Regions from separate parts of the Homo sapiens genome. Here region 1 is linked to region 2. A link is a contact called in ENCODE Hi-C data. All regions are on one chromosome and are shown on one strand. Each heading gives the region's core, a stretch centred on a gene start or an enhancer-like site at or near the end of the contact. The rest is flanking DNA. Distances are from core to core; before and after follow the strand shown.

Region 1 (6,727 bases), core at 3,318-5,817, 360 kb after region 2:
CCCAGGGACCTGTTCCTCGACACTGGCCCTCATCGTAGAGCCTGCACGCTCCGTGCCGAAACTCCTGCTCTGCCCCCATGAGAAGGAATGTCCACCACCGGATGACCTTGCAGTTCAGTTCATCAACACATTGAGGGACATGGGAATGTCCCAAAGGTGGATGGTGGTTGTCACCGGCTACAAAGGTGGAGTCTCTACAGAACATTTATTGAAATCACATGCAAGTACCAAGCAATTGCTCAGCACAGATACCAAAACAAAGCCACACCAAATGAACAACAACCCTGACACGTCAAACAACTGTGGCAGTGCGACCTCTCCCTCTCTCTGGCTCTTTCCTATCAGCATTTATTTTTTATTTATTTTTATTTTATTTTATTTTATTTTATTTTTTGAGACGGAGTCTCGCTCGTCACCCAGGCTGGAGTGCAGTGGCATGATCTCGGCTCACTGCAAACTCTGCCTCCCGGGTTCAAGCGATTCTCCTGCCTCAGCCTCCCGAGTAGCTGGGATTACAGGTGCCCGCCACCATGCCCAGCTAATTTTTGTATTTTTAGTAGAGACGGGGTTTCTACATATTGGCCAGGCTGGTCTAGAACTCCTGACCTCAGGTGATCCACCCACCTCGGCCTCCCAAAGTGCTGGGATTACAGACGTGAGCCACCATGCCTGGCCTCCTGTAAGCATTTAAACCTCTCCCGGCTGCCCTGTTTCTCTTCCTGCGTTCCCTTGAGGCTCTCCCAGGTCCACTCCAGGCATGGCCCTGGTGTGCCTTCAGCAGCAGAACCTGGGGGATCCAGAGAAGTCACATTCTTGGGCTCACCAGAGACCTGCCAAATCAGAATCTCTGGGGTGGGCCCAGCAAGTGAGGTTTAAACCAGCTTCCCCATGGGTGGAAAGCTTGCTAAAATGCAGACCCCTTTACAGCAGGTCTGAGCTCCTAATAAGTGCCCCGGTTTGGTGGGGGTCTGCACCCCTCACTCACCCTGACCCTTTGCCCTCTGACCCTGCTACTTCAAAGGTCCCACCAGGGTCCTCATCTTGTGGGTGTCCAGGCAACATCTCACCCTGCAGGTTACTCCCTTTCTGCAAATGTTCCCCTGGTCCCACCCTCTACAGCTGCTCCTCTTGGGTCCTTCCCAGTGATCCACTCCCTGCCCAAGAAGTGTTCAGAAAGGGGACCGGAAAAAGCCCCCAGACATGAATCGTGGGGAGGAGAGAGGGGCATGCACCCCTGCTCTCACCAACTAGGAGCCAACACTGCCCACTCCCAGAGACCAGCGCCTCCTCCCACAGGTGAGGGCTTCCCCTCCCACTCCCCGTCCTGATCACCAGCCCCGGAGGTCCAGCTGCAACTCGTTCACAAAGGTGGCCCCCAGGCATCCTCTCTCACCCCCAAGAACAGCATCTCCATCTTCCTCCTTACTGGGAGGGAGGTTATTCATTATTAGGGGCATCCAACATCCCTCACAATGAGCCTGTGGGGTGATCAGACAGCAATATTGCCACCCAGAGCACCCACACTGGAAATGGCTTAATCTCCACCCCAAGGGTACTGCCTAAGGCTCTTCAAATACCCGGAAACATGGTACCTGAGTTCATAGAGGAGCAAACATTTCATGTGGCTCTGGGGAAAACATCGAAGGGCATCAGCTTTATTCTCGTCTGCCTTAACTCACTGGGTTGAGCTATTGTGAGTCTGAAGAGAATCATCAAAGGCAGCACAGCACAGCAGTTAAGGTCCCTATTGAGTCAGGCTGCCCAGGTTGGGAGCCTGGCTGTGCCTCTGGCTAGTCGTGATGGTGGACAGATTGCTTGACTTCTCTGAACCTCAGGATTCTCATCTGTACAAGATGCCGGCAGGATCTTCCTCAAAGGGGTTCCCCCAAGGGTGGCAGGAGATAACAGATGCAAAGCATTTAGAGCAGTGCCTGGCACAGACTCATGCTGAAAAAATGCTGGCTGTGTTATTATGAAGACCCTTGAATTAAACTGTATAAAAATTAAACTATAAGTCTGACCTGATGAGCAGCCGACCAAGTGGTATCCCAAGTCTGTGCGGAAAGGCCCTGAGGTAGGCTCCATCTACCCCAGAAACCTCAGAAATGAAACTCATCCTTCTGAAATAATCAGGCTCTTGGACAGGCACCAAGCCTATGCACCTTCAAGACCGCAAAGGAAAAGCTGTACACCCAGTGAGATCAGGAAAGAGAAATAGACCTTCTGAGTCAACTTAGGGAAGATGGTACAAAAATGATGGCCTCCTTGAAAAATCTGGGAAGATGGTCACTGAAAGCATTTACGATTGGATTTTTTTTTTTTTGAGACGGAGTCTCGCTCTGTCGCCCAGGCTGGAGTGCAGTGGCGCAATCTCGACTCACTGCAAGCTCCGCCTCCTGGGTTCACATCATTCTCCGGCCTCAGCCTCCGAGTAGTCAGGCGCCCGCCACCGCGCCCGGCTAATTTTTTTTTTATTTTTAGTAGAGACAGGGTTTCACCATGGTCTCGATCTCCTGACCTCGTGATCTGCCTGCCTCGGCCTCCCAAAGTGCTGGGATTACAGGTGTGAGCCACTGCGCCTGGCCTACGATTGGATTTTATTTCCTGTTCTCATCTTTGAGAGTGTGTGTGTGATGGGAGGAGGCGATAGTAAAGGCAGGTGGGCCATGCCCTGGGGCAGAAGAACACTGGCTGGAGATGCTGTGCGCAGGCTGAGGACTGGGCAATCTGCCTGCTGCCCTGACAGCCCGGAGAGGGCAATCCCAACCTATATGGCAAGCTCCAAAAAGAAGGCAATTCTTACAAGGCTCTGAAAACCTAAAATTCTAAAGCTATTTTTAAAAACAAGATACAAAACACTACTAATACGTCATTTACGTTCACAAATGAACAAAAACACATTTTTAGTTTGAAAACAAACAGGCCCTAACTTTCAGCACAGACACAGCACTTAATTGAGTGCCAGGCACTGTTCTACGTCCTTCCCATCTATTAATTCATTTACACTCCATGCTCCAAGGTAGGAGCCATTACGCATGGTTTGCTGTGGGGCGGGAGGCAGAGTTGGAACCCTGGCCCTTCCAGGGTGGTTCCAGAGTTGGGGCTGTTAACTATGATGCTGTTTTACAGGAATCTGGGTGACTTCTGAGGGCCGCTTGGCTCTGGGACGGGTGGAGATGGTGCTGGAATCCAGGCACACAGGTAGGGTGGTAGGCGGCGTGCCTGGAAGGTGACCACCTCCTGCCACTTGGCACAAGAGTGTAGCCCTGTCATCTGGGTGTCCCCATGCCGCCAGATTACTCGGGTTGTCATAACTACCTATCTATAACCCAATAAACCCTCAGGGGCAAAGGGCACCACCAGATGCTAAGGAAATCTTGGTACGATCTAAACTGAGGGTGGGGGCTGGAGGTGTCTTACAAGAACTTGCATCTAATTTTTGCCAGCCAAAAGAATTAAAAACTAGATACTGAGAATGTTTCCTTTGGAAAGGCTGCTCCAGACTGTTAGGAATCTGGGCTTTCTGATTCAGTCTCTTGCCTTTCCAGCACCTAAAATCTTGCTGGAGGGACAGTGAGAGAAGAACCCACTGGTCTCTCAAGGTCTACCCGCTGGTGACATGAGTGACTGGGGGAGCTGACACAGCTGTGTCCCTGGGGAACCTCCCGGGTTGGCAATAAAATGGGGCAGTAATGCTCTGACAATCAGCTTGCAGTGGACTGCCTGCGGAACTGGAGATGAAAGCCTTCGTAAAGCCCCAAGCCCTTTTACTGTGTGTACGCGTACCCCTGGCGTCCTCTGCCCCATTTCCCTAAATACCAACCTCAGGTGCCCTCCGCCCACCTCCCGGAAGCTGCCAGGTCTGGGCAGAAAACCAAAACAACCCTTGGGCCTTTGTCTCCCCCCTAAAGGCCAGCTGGGGCAAGAGGGAGCGAGGGCCCGCCCAGGCACCGGCTGGGGAAAGGCTGTTTGATGTAGGGCCACCTCCCGGGGTGAGGATGCAAGGGGACCTCGGCAGGAACCAAGTGAGGAAACTGAGGCTGGGTGGTCTGGGCAGCGCCCCGCTCGGGCTCGGGTCCCCGCGGGGTCTGTGCTCCAGCCACGGGTCTGGCAGACCCTCACGCAGGAGTCCCAGGGGTCCCAGTGGCCGTCCCTCGGAGCCGGGCACCCGTTGTCCTTCGGATCCTAGGACGTGCCACCCCTCGAACCTCAGGACCCGCCGTCCCTCAGACCCCGGGCACTGACACCCCTCAGACCCCGAGCACCCCCGCCCCTCGGACCCAAGGACGTGCCGTCCCTCAGACCCCGCGCACTGACACCCCTCAGACCTCGGGCACTGCCGCCCCTCAGACCACGGACACAGCTGCCCCTCAGAACCCATGCACCCGGGCCCCTCAGACATAAGGACTCGCTGCCCTTCGAGCCGAGCACCCAGCGCCCAGTCAGGCCCCCAGCCGCCCTCAGCCTGGCCCGGCCGCGCCGCTCACCCTGCTGCCCGGAGGAATCTGCCATGGCTGGGAATCCCGGACCCGCAGCTGCGGCTACAGACACTTCCTAGAATCTGATGCAACCGCCGCCCCGGAAGTCGCGCCCCACGCCGGGCCCGTCTTCCGGGACACGCCCGGTCGCTAGGCAACTACCAGGGGCTCCGGATGTCGCCGGCCCGGAGCATGCTGGGAGCTGTAGTTCAACCCAATGGCGACCCGCGCTCCGGAGCATCGCGCGGCCAAGCGTTCAGTGGCCGTGCTGGGAGTAGTCAGCCCAGCCGCGGGGAGACAAGCACTAAAGACTGAGCGTCCTGTAATAGGTGTTTAAGTCATGATTGCGCTAAGCGCCGTGGGGACCAGGCCCAGCCTGGAGGTCAGAGGCGGCCTCGGGACAGGGTGTGCTGGCGAGACGGGATGGTTCCCAGGAGGCCGACCTGGAGCAGGGCCTGGGGATGGGCGGGAAGAGCGCTCCAGGCCTAGGGACCGCCCTGCCAATGACCCTGCGGAAAGCAAGCCACTATGAAGTGTTGCGTGAACAGGCTTCTCCATCTCCTTCTCAGACCCCATTCTGGAGCCATCCCCAACCCCCTTAGGGCTCCTGCCTTCTGTGTGCATGATGTCACCTCCCAAGGATATCCCACCCAAGGTTCGTGCACCCATCCAAAATGAGAGGAAATGCTATTTAAGAAACAGAATTTTAATATGTCAAGAAAAATTATTAGCCAGGATTAGTGGCTCATGCCTGTAATCCCAGCACCTTGAAAGGACAAGGCAGGAGGATCATTTGAGTCCAGGAGTTTGAAGCTGCAGTGAGCTACGACTGTGCCACTGCATTCCAGCCTAGGCGACAGAGTGAGACCCTTTCTCAAAAAATAAAAAGTAAAAAATCTTCTAGTTACTTTTTGGAACCTCATGTCTAATTTCATAATAAATTCTAAGGCCGGGCACGGTGGCTCACACCTGTAATCCCAGCACTTTGGGAGGCCGAGGTGGGCGGATTATGAGGGCAAGAGATCGAGACCATCCTGGCCAACATGGTGAAACCCTGTCTCTGCTAAAAATGCAAAAATTAGCTGGACATGGTGGCGCTTGCCTGTAGTCCCAGCTACTCAGGAGGCTGAGGCAGGAGAATCGCTTGAACCAGGGAGGTGGAGGTTGCAATGAGCCGAGATTGCGCCATTGCACTCCAGCCTGGCAACAGAGTGAGACTCCGTCTCAAATAAATAAATAAATAAATAAATAAATAAAATAATAAATAAATAAATTCTAAATTCTACTGGTGGCTGGAAAAAAAAAAGAAGAAAGAGTTTGTTTACATTTCTGCAAAGATCCTGTAGCATGTGCTGTAACTTGCCCAGGATGTGGGAGGCTCTGTGAGACCCCAACTAATCCCAAAGGAGGGACCAAGTCCAGGACTTAGGGGACGAAGTTCTGGCCAGGTCCTACCATGACTCTCACAGTGCCTGTTTCTCACTCATCACTCTAGGACCATGAGTCACCCAAGCCCAGCTCGGCCACATGCCTTCCTGGGAGAAGGAACCGGAGGCGCCCAGGAGAGTCAGAAGCCTCTTAGAGATAAACATTCGGCTAAGGCTTGCCCTGCCCTTCCTTTCTTGCACTAAGAAAGCCTCCTGACATCAGGTCAGGCAAGCCAGAGTTTGGCTGTAAGACCTGGGGTGAGTTTAACTTCTCTGAGCTTCCAGATGTCTTGTTTTTAAATCTGCAAAGTGGGGCCGGGCACTGTGGCTCACGCCTGTAATCCCAGCACTTTGGGAGACCAAGGCGGCCAGGTCATTTGAGGTCAGGAGTGCAAAACCAGCCTGGCCAACATAGTGAAACTTCATCTCTACTGGGAAAAAAAAAAAGGGTCTGCAGAGCGGAACTGGGAAATGATCACCTGCTCAGGTGGCCGAGCTGTGTCTAAGAGTGCTGCAGTGTCTAGCAGCAGTGGGTCCCGCCTCCCCAGTCCTGCTGCGTCCCAGCCCTACCACCAGGGCAAGGACACTCTCTGAACCTCAGCATCCCCCTGGTGTTGTAGTTCTTTGGGACAGCACATTGGGTTACAGGTTGTTATGGGTTGCATTGTGTCTCTCCCAAAAGATGTGGAAATCCTATAACCACCAGGACCTGTGAATGTGACCTTATTTGGAAATAGGGTCTTTGCAGATGATAAAGTCATAAGATGAGGTCATTAGGGGGGACGTTAATCCAGTATAACTGATATCCTTGTAAAAAGGGAA
Region 2 (6,531 bases), core at 2,760-5,259:
AGTCATGGCAAAGTTACATTCATGAGTGTAAAAGTGAAAAACGCAAATTGTTTCCTTAGTATTATTATGAAAACAGTCTTGACCCTTGCCATGATGGATTTATTTAACAGAAATCCTTAATCCATAATCATTAATGCATTCAAGTTCATACATTTTAGTCTTGAGGTTTGTGCTTTCTGGATCCTGTTTAAGAACCCCACGGCCACCCTGGCCCTGGAGATTATTCATTTTTTCTCCTATTAAACAAATGGCAACTACCTTTTGCTTTCAAATATTTAGTCCATTTGGAGTCTACTTTTCCTAGGGGCTCAGTTAGGAATCCATATTCCTATTCCTCCATTTTAGGGCTGGCTTTCCAACATCATCTTCTGAACAGTCCCCACTGATATGTGGTGCCACCTTTATCACATGTCCCCTTCCTCTAGACTTGGAGTTACCTCTGAGCTCTCTTCTGGGCCTCTGTCACCACACCGCTCTGATTGCTGAAGTTGGCGTGTGCCCTGGTATCTGCCAGCAGAAGTCCTCTGCTCTCCTTTTCAAAAGTTCAGTTGGCATTTACAAATATTTTTCTTCCACATACATTTTAGAATATGTTTGTTAAATTACTCAAGCCCTCCAACTGGAAGTTTGAGTGGAGTCCTGTTGAACTTAACAGATTTGGAAAATCCTGACGTCATTCTAATGCCAAGTTGCCCTGTTCAAGAAAATAAAATGTCTCTGCATATGGAAAGATCTCCCTCTATATCCTCCAATAGAGTTTTAAAATTTTTTCCATAAAAGTCGTCGTCTTTGTTAATTCCTAGACTGGTATAAATTTTGCTGCTATTCTGATTGCTGTCCTAATCTCTATTATGCTTTTTTTTAGTCAGTTGCTATTGGCATAAAGAAATGTGGTTTGTTTTTGTTTTTTGTTTTGAGTACACTGATCTTATATCCAAAACCTCTCTGAAATCTGAAATCTCTCTTTAGTTGTTAAGTTCCTTAATTTTTTTTTTCCATGTAGCCCAGTAATTTTCAAAGTGTAGTCTGGGGATTCCAGAGAGCCCCCCAGACCCTTTCAGGAAAGGTCAAAAACATTTTCATAATAATACTCGACATTATTTGCCTTTTCTTTCATTCTCACAAAGATAAAGAGTTTTCCAGAGGCAGCACACCATGACCCCAGTGGAATATGTGCTTGTATAGTTCTGCTTTAAACATTTCTTAGTTTTAACTTCTAAGATGGTAACTATCAACAGATAGAATCTCTATCAAGAAAAGCCCTTTGGGGGTTTCAATAACTTTTAAGAATACAACAAGTCGTAACACCAAAATGTTTGAGAATCTTTATGGAGACCATCAACCCTATGAGCTACACTAAGTTTTATCACTTCCTACCTGATCCTCACATCCCCATTTCTTTTTCTTGTATTAGGGTATGGCCAGGATGACATCCTTGGCCTACTCCTTATCTTAAAGAGAATGATACACTTTTAATTTCTCTATCAAGTTTACTGAAAAGTTAAGTTTTGGTTTATAACTTGTATCAAGTTGAAGAAGTTCCTCTCTAGTCCTGGCTTGCTAAGTGGTGTACTCCACTACCCCAAAATCACACATAGGCGTTAAACTTTATCACATCATTTTTTTCTGCCTCTATTGAGGGAACCATATGGTTTTTCTCCTGTAGCCTCTTAATGTGAATTACATGGATAAAGTTTCTGATATTGGATCATCTTTGCATTCCTAAGAGCAATCCCACTTGTTTAAGAATTGTTGTTTAATACATATTATTGGATTCAGTTAGCTAGCATTGTACAAGGAACTTCTGCATCTACATTCATAAGGGAAATTCTTTATAGTTTTCTTGTGCTTTCTATCTGAATTTGGACATGCTCTGATTCGCAATTTTAAAAAATCCCTCTAGCTGGAGCATAAATCCTGAAACAGACCCACTTTTCTCCTCAGCATGTTAGGAAACACATTAAAATACACCCATAATCAAGCAACTCAATCCTTAAATTTTTCTCCTACTGAGTATCTGGAAAACAGGTGCAGAAATGGATCATTTGAGACACCATAGAAATCTGGTTAATCCTGCCTGCCTGCTTTCCTTCAAGTACTGACTGAGTAAGGCTGTGTATCAGGCTCTTGGCTGGGTACAGAGCAGGCAGCAGAAAACAAAACAGAGTTCCTCGTTGGGAGCTTTTGGTCTAGCAAAAGGGGCACCACAGTAAAGAAAGAACTGGTAAATGCACATCAAATGTGGATATTATCAGGAAAGTTTTTATACTTTGTGATAATCTAAGACAGAACTATTCTACCTGGATGAATTATTCTCTTTCATAACCAGAACAGTGCTGTGGGAAGGCACTCTTACTCTCAATTTTATATAAAAGGCTATTTGACCTGCTCAGGGACCACAGTGGGGTACTGGGATCTGAACATAGTGGTGGCCCTTCAAGCCTACTACCCAGACTGAGACCTGCATCTGATCAACTCTCATCTCCAATATGACCAAGAGACTTCTACCACTACCTCTCACCTGGCAGGTGATCACCACCCCCAACTCAGACTGCAACCTTTACTTCGCCCCCTAATTCCTGACTCAGAATCCCCACCTAGAGGCAGAACTTCGACTTCAATTCCTGACTCCCATACCCCACTGAGACCTCTAACCCCAATCCCAATCTCTTAACTCAGAGCCCCCCATTCAGAACCTCTACCCAAAGACAGACTCCAGACCCTGACTCCAGTCGCCAACTCGGACCTCCCTTGGATCTCAACTCAGAGCCATGATGCAGACTCCAGACCGGGATTCAGGTCCCCAACTCAGACTCCCGATCCTCTGTCCCTAATGAGGCCCTACCTAAAACCACCATGCGGACTCCAGACCCGGACTGACTGGGACCCCAACTACTCAGATCCCAACTCAGGCAAACTCCCAGCCAGGATGTGGACCCTAGACCCGAATTCTGATCCCAACTAGGATACCTAACTCAGAACCACAACGGGGATTCCCACCTCCGATCCTAATTCGGGCCCTGACTCAGAACCACTAAGTGGATTTCCGACTCCGGTCCCAATTCGGGCTTTGACTCAAAACCACAACATGGATTCCCAACTTCCATCCCAATAGCGCGGACTCAGAACCACGATGCGGATTCCAGACTCCAATCCCAATTCAGCCCACTCTGAACCACCATGAGAACTATAGACCCGGAATCCGATCCTTGGGACGCGGCCAGGAACTCGGACCTCGACCCTGGCCACGCTGTCCATAAGGTGCAGATGGGAGCGCACTGCCCAGGCCAGGCTGCACTGCTGACGCCTGTGATCTGGGACGGCCGCGGGGCACACAGCTCACCTCAGCAACGCCAGTGATCACCCGTCCCGCGCCGTCCGCCCAGGTCCGTGCTGACCGTGTTCAAACCCTCCCAGAGAGATGGGGAGGGCCGCGCTGAGGAGAGTCTGGGAGAACCGCACTGAGGAGCCGCCGGGAGAGTGCCGCGCTGAGGAGCCCCCGGGGAGAGTGCCGCGCTGAGGAGCCCCCAGGAGAGTGCCGCGCTGAGGAGGCCCAGGGAGGACCGCGCGGAGGAGAACCATGCTGAGGAGCCCCCGGGGAGAACAGAACCGCGGCGAGAGGCCCCCGGAGAGAACCGCGCCGAAGAACCCCCGGGGACAACCGCGCCGAAGAACCCCCGGGGAGAACCGCGCCGAAAAGCCCCGGGTGCCCCGAGGAGAACGGCGCCGAGGAGTCCCCGGGGAGAACTGCGCCGAGGAGCCCCCAGAAGAGCGCCGCGCTGAGGAGCCCCGAGGAGAACCGCGCCGAGGGGCGCGCCGGGGAGAACCACGATGACTGACGCACCGAGGAGGACCGCGCTGAGGGGCGCACCGGGAGAATCGTGCTGAGGAGCCCCGGGGAGGACCACGCTGAGAGGCACCCCGGCAGAATCGCGCTGAGGGGCGCCCTGGCAGGATCTTGCTGAGGAGCTCCCTGGAGGTCCGTGCTGAGGCGACGCGGCGACCGTTCTGCCTGGAGACTGCGGCAGCGCTCCGACTGCCCCCGCCGCTGCCGACGTGGCGACCGCCCCCCACCTGCTGATTGGGCGGCAGCAGGGGAAGGCTTGCGGCGGGCTGCTGCACGGATTGGCTGGGTGCGGAAAGTGATGTGCCGTGTCCTGTCATTGGCCGAAAGAGTCTCGTTTTGATGCCACCCGGGCTCAGATTGGCCCAGCGGGTCCAGCGCCGCATGAGGCACTGGCTGGGTGTGAGGTGGCGCGAGCCGCCGCCCTCCCTGCCCCCACCCGTCGTCCCTGAGCACCACCGGGGGCCGGGGCCAGCGCCAGCCTCAGCGTTGGCATCGCCGGGGTGAGCTGGAGACACGGGCCAGTTCTCTGCGTGATGTGTTCACCACCCCGGGGTGACCGCGTGAGGACAGCGGCCGCACCCCGACACTGCTGTGGGCCCTCGGTGTGGAGGCCTGTGGGCGTCCAGGCCACGCCCGAGACCAGCCCCTCCGCCGGCGCCGCTGCAGCGACCCTCGAACCCGGGCAAGGTCTCCACCGCCGTGGCACCGGGTGCGGGAGGCGTTTTCCCCCCTCCCAGCGGGTCCATGCAGGGGATCGGGATGTTCTGAAGCCCCCACTGCTGTGCCTGGAACACCCGTGTCTGCCGCTCACCCCTGAGGACTTGGGACCTCAGGGGGTGAGTGGCAGGGGTGGCCGGGACATGCCAGGCCACCCACCTGGCAAAGGGCAGCGCCGAGGGCGCCCCGCGCCTGCCAGCGCCCGGCCGGGCCCGCCCTGCCCACCTCCCATCCCCCATCCGGGCGTGACACTTGACCGCGTCTGCCGGCCCCTCCCCTTGTCCGTCCCCTCCGCGCCGCTGGCGCGCGCCTTCTGAATGCCAAGCATTGCCATAAACTCCGGGGACAAAAGCCTGGGTCACAAAAGCCCCCTCTAGAAGTTCACACCCTGAGGCTTCCCTGGCAAGGCTGGGGGCCGTTTGGCCCTTCCATGTGGACTGCAAAAACAGTGTTGGAATGCAGGACTCTGGGTATGTTCTCGAAAGTTGTTACAACCCCAACCCAGGGTTGACCTCAAACACAGGAGGAAGGGGGAGGCTGGAGCCAGCCAAGCGAGCCAGCCGTCCCCCCACCAAGGCACGCAAGGAGGCCATTCATCTTCACTGCCTCTGCCGAAAATATACGTCTACGGGAGAGCCAGGAATCTCTCTCCAAGGGTGACCGGGTTGGGGGTTTTGTTGTTCTTCAGCCCAGAAGAGAAAGAGAAAATGGTGTCATTTTTTCAGGCAGCAAGTGATTCCTTTCAGGCCTTCAGCAACGACGCCCAGATGAGTCCACTCCCTGCCTCCTGCTCAGCCCACAGGCAATCTGGGCACAAGTGACACATCCCCTGGGCGCCTGTCCCTTCGCACTGGCCCAGGGAGTTCATGTGTCTGATCAGAGGGCGCAGTCCACCCTCACTATCTAGCTGGGAAGTTTTTGTCATCTGCCTGTCCGAGAGGCAGCTGTGCAACCAGTGCCATCACTCAGAGCCAGTGCTCAGGTGCACCCCAGACTCAGGGTTTCACGCTATAATGTCACTGTCTTGAAATTCTTGATAGTTACTATCTTTGAACTTGTGTTTTAGAAGTGAAGTCTGAGGGGAAAATGGAGCTTGGAACTTCAGCTCCCAAGTGGCTTTCCCACCTTCCTGCCTCCTCAGGACAGATTATCAGCTGCCTGTCTGCCTGCTTCCTCTGTGCCCAGCCTCTCTCTTGACATCCAAAGGATCACAACTCCCACTCAGTGACCACTATTATTCTCTGCCCCTGACCAAAAAGAGCAGGGCAGGGCTGGAGTCCTGACCCTGGCCTGGACTCTGCAATGCAGAGATACCTGCAAGTCTCATTTCCCCGCCTGTAGGATGGAGGTGATGCTGACAGCCTCTTGGAGCCATTGAGATAGGAAACGAGAGAGATTATGTGAGAAGACAGGGTCAGGAATGTTGAGTTGAGGGTGGCCTCAGGCCCCTGTCCTGCTCCTTTTTGCTGCTTGGGGTGCAGCTCAATTCCAGCCTCACTGTGGCCCCCAGGCCTCCTCTGGCCTTCCTCAGCCTTCCTCAGGAGGCCAGAATCCTCCCCTGATCACCCTCCCTGCATGTCCATTTCTACCTCCCCAGGAGGTCAGGGGAGCAGGATCCCAGGTCTTCAGAGTCATTTCACAGATTTCACCAGAATAAAAGTCCCACTCATGTGGGGTTTACATTCTGGTGGGAAAGACAGATTTTCGAAACGTGGCCATTTTTCTTTGGGCCTTTGTTAGCTGCATCAGATGGAGGAGGTAGCCTGGTGGACTCCTTCAGTCCTCGCTCTTGGACACAGAGCTGTCTCCCAGCCTTTGTTGTTGTGTTCTCCAAGGATGTCGAACACAGGCTGAAAAGCTCCCTAAATCAATTTCACTTAAAATGGTGTCCACCCTCCTACTAAAGAGTGACAAAGGGTGTTGGTTAGGATTTTTATCTTGAAAACTGATTTGTAAAGTCATGAAAA

What was found. A loop is a pair of places that touch in the nucleus more often than their neighbours do. Pooled maps may share reads with other maps.
Region 1: a map with no recorded cell type shows a loop between it and region 2 (15-fold over the local background). The contact joins the promoter of CARS1 here to the promoter of KCNQ1OT1 in region 2. A Hi-C loop is called at or near these places in 3 of 37 single-sample maps with no recorded cell type and 7 of 50 pooled maps.

The regions. Positions count from the first base shown.
Region 1 is chr11:3,052,856-3,059,582 of GRCh38, forward strand. CARS1 (cysteinyl-tRNA synthetase 1) reads right to left here and starts at 4,568. Exons shown (of 23, transcript NM_001014437.3): 1 at 4,488-4,568. The coding sequence starts at 4,512. LOC124902615 (a long non-coding RNA gene) reads left to right here and starts at 5,769. Exons shown (of 2, transcript XR_007062555.1): 1 at 5,769-6,163. RefSeq lists an enhancer at 4,222-4,754.
Region 2 is chr11:2,695,985-2,702,515 of GRCh38, forward strand. KCNQ1OT1 (KCNQ1 opposite strand/antisense transcript 1) reads right to left here and starts at 4,010. Exons shown (of 1, transcript NR_002728.4): 1 at 1-4,010. The region is part of intron 11 of KCNQ1 (potassium voltage-gated channel subfamily Q member 1); the gene reads left to right. RefSeq lists silencers at 4,144-4,413, 4,424-4,493 and an enhancer at 4,211-5,450.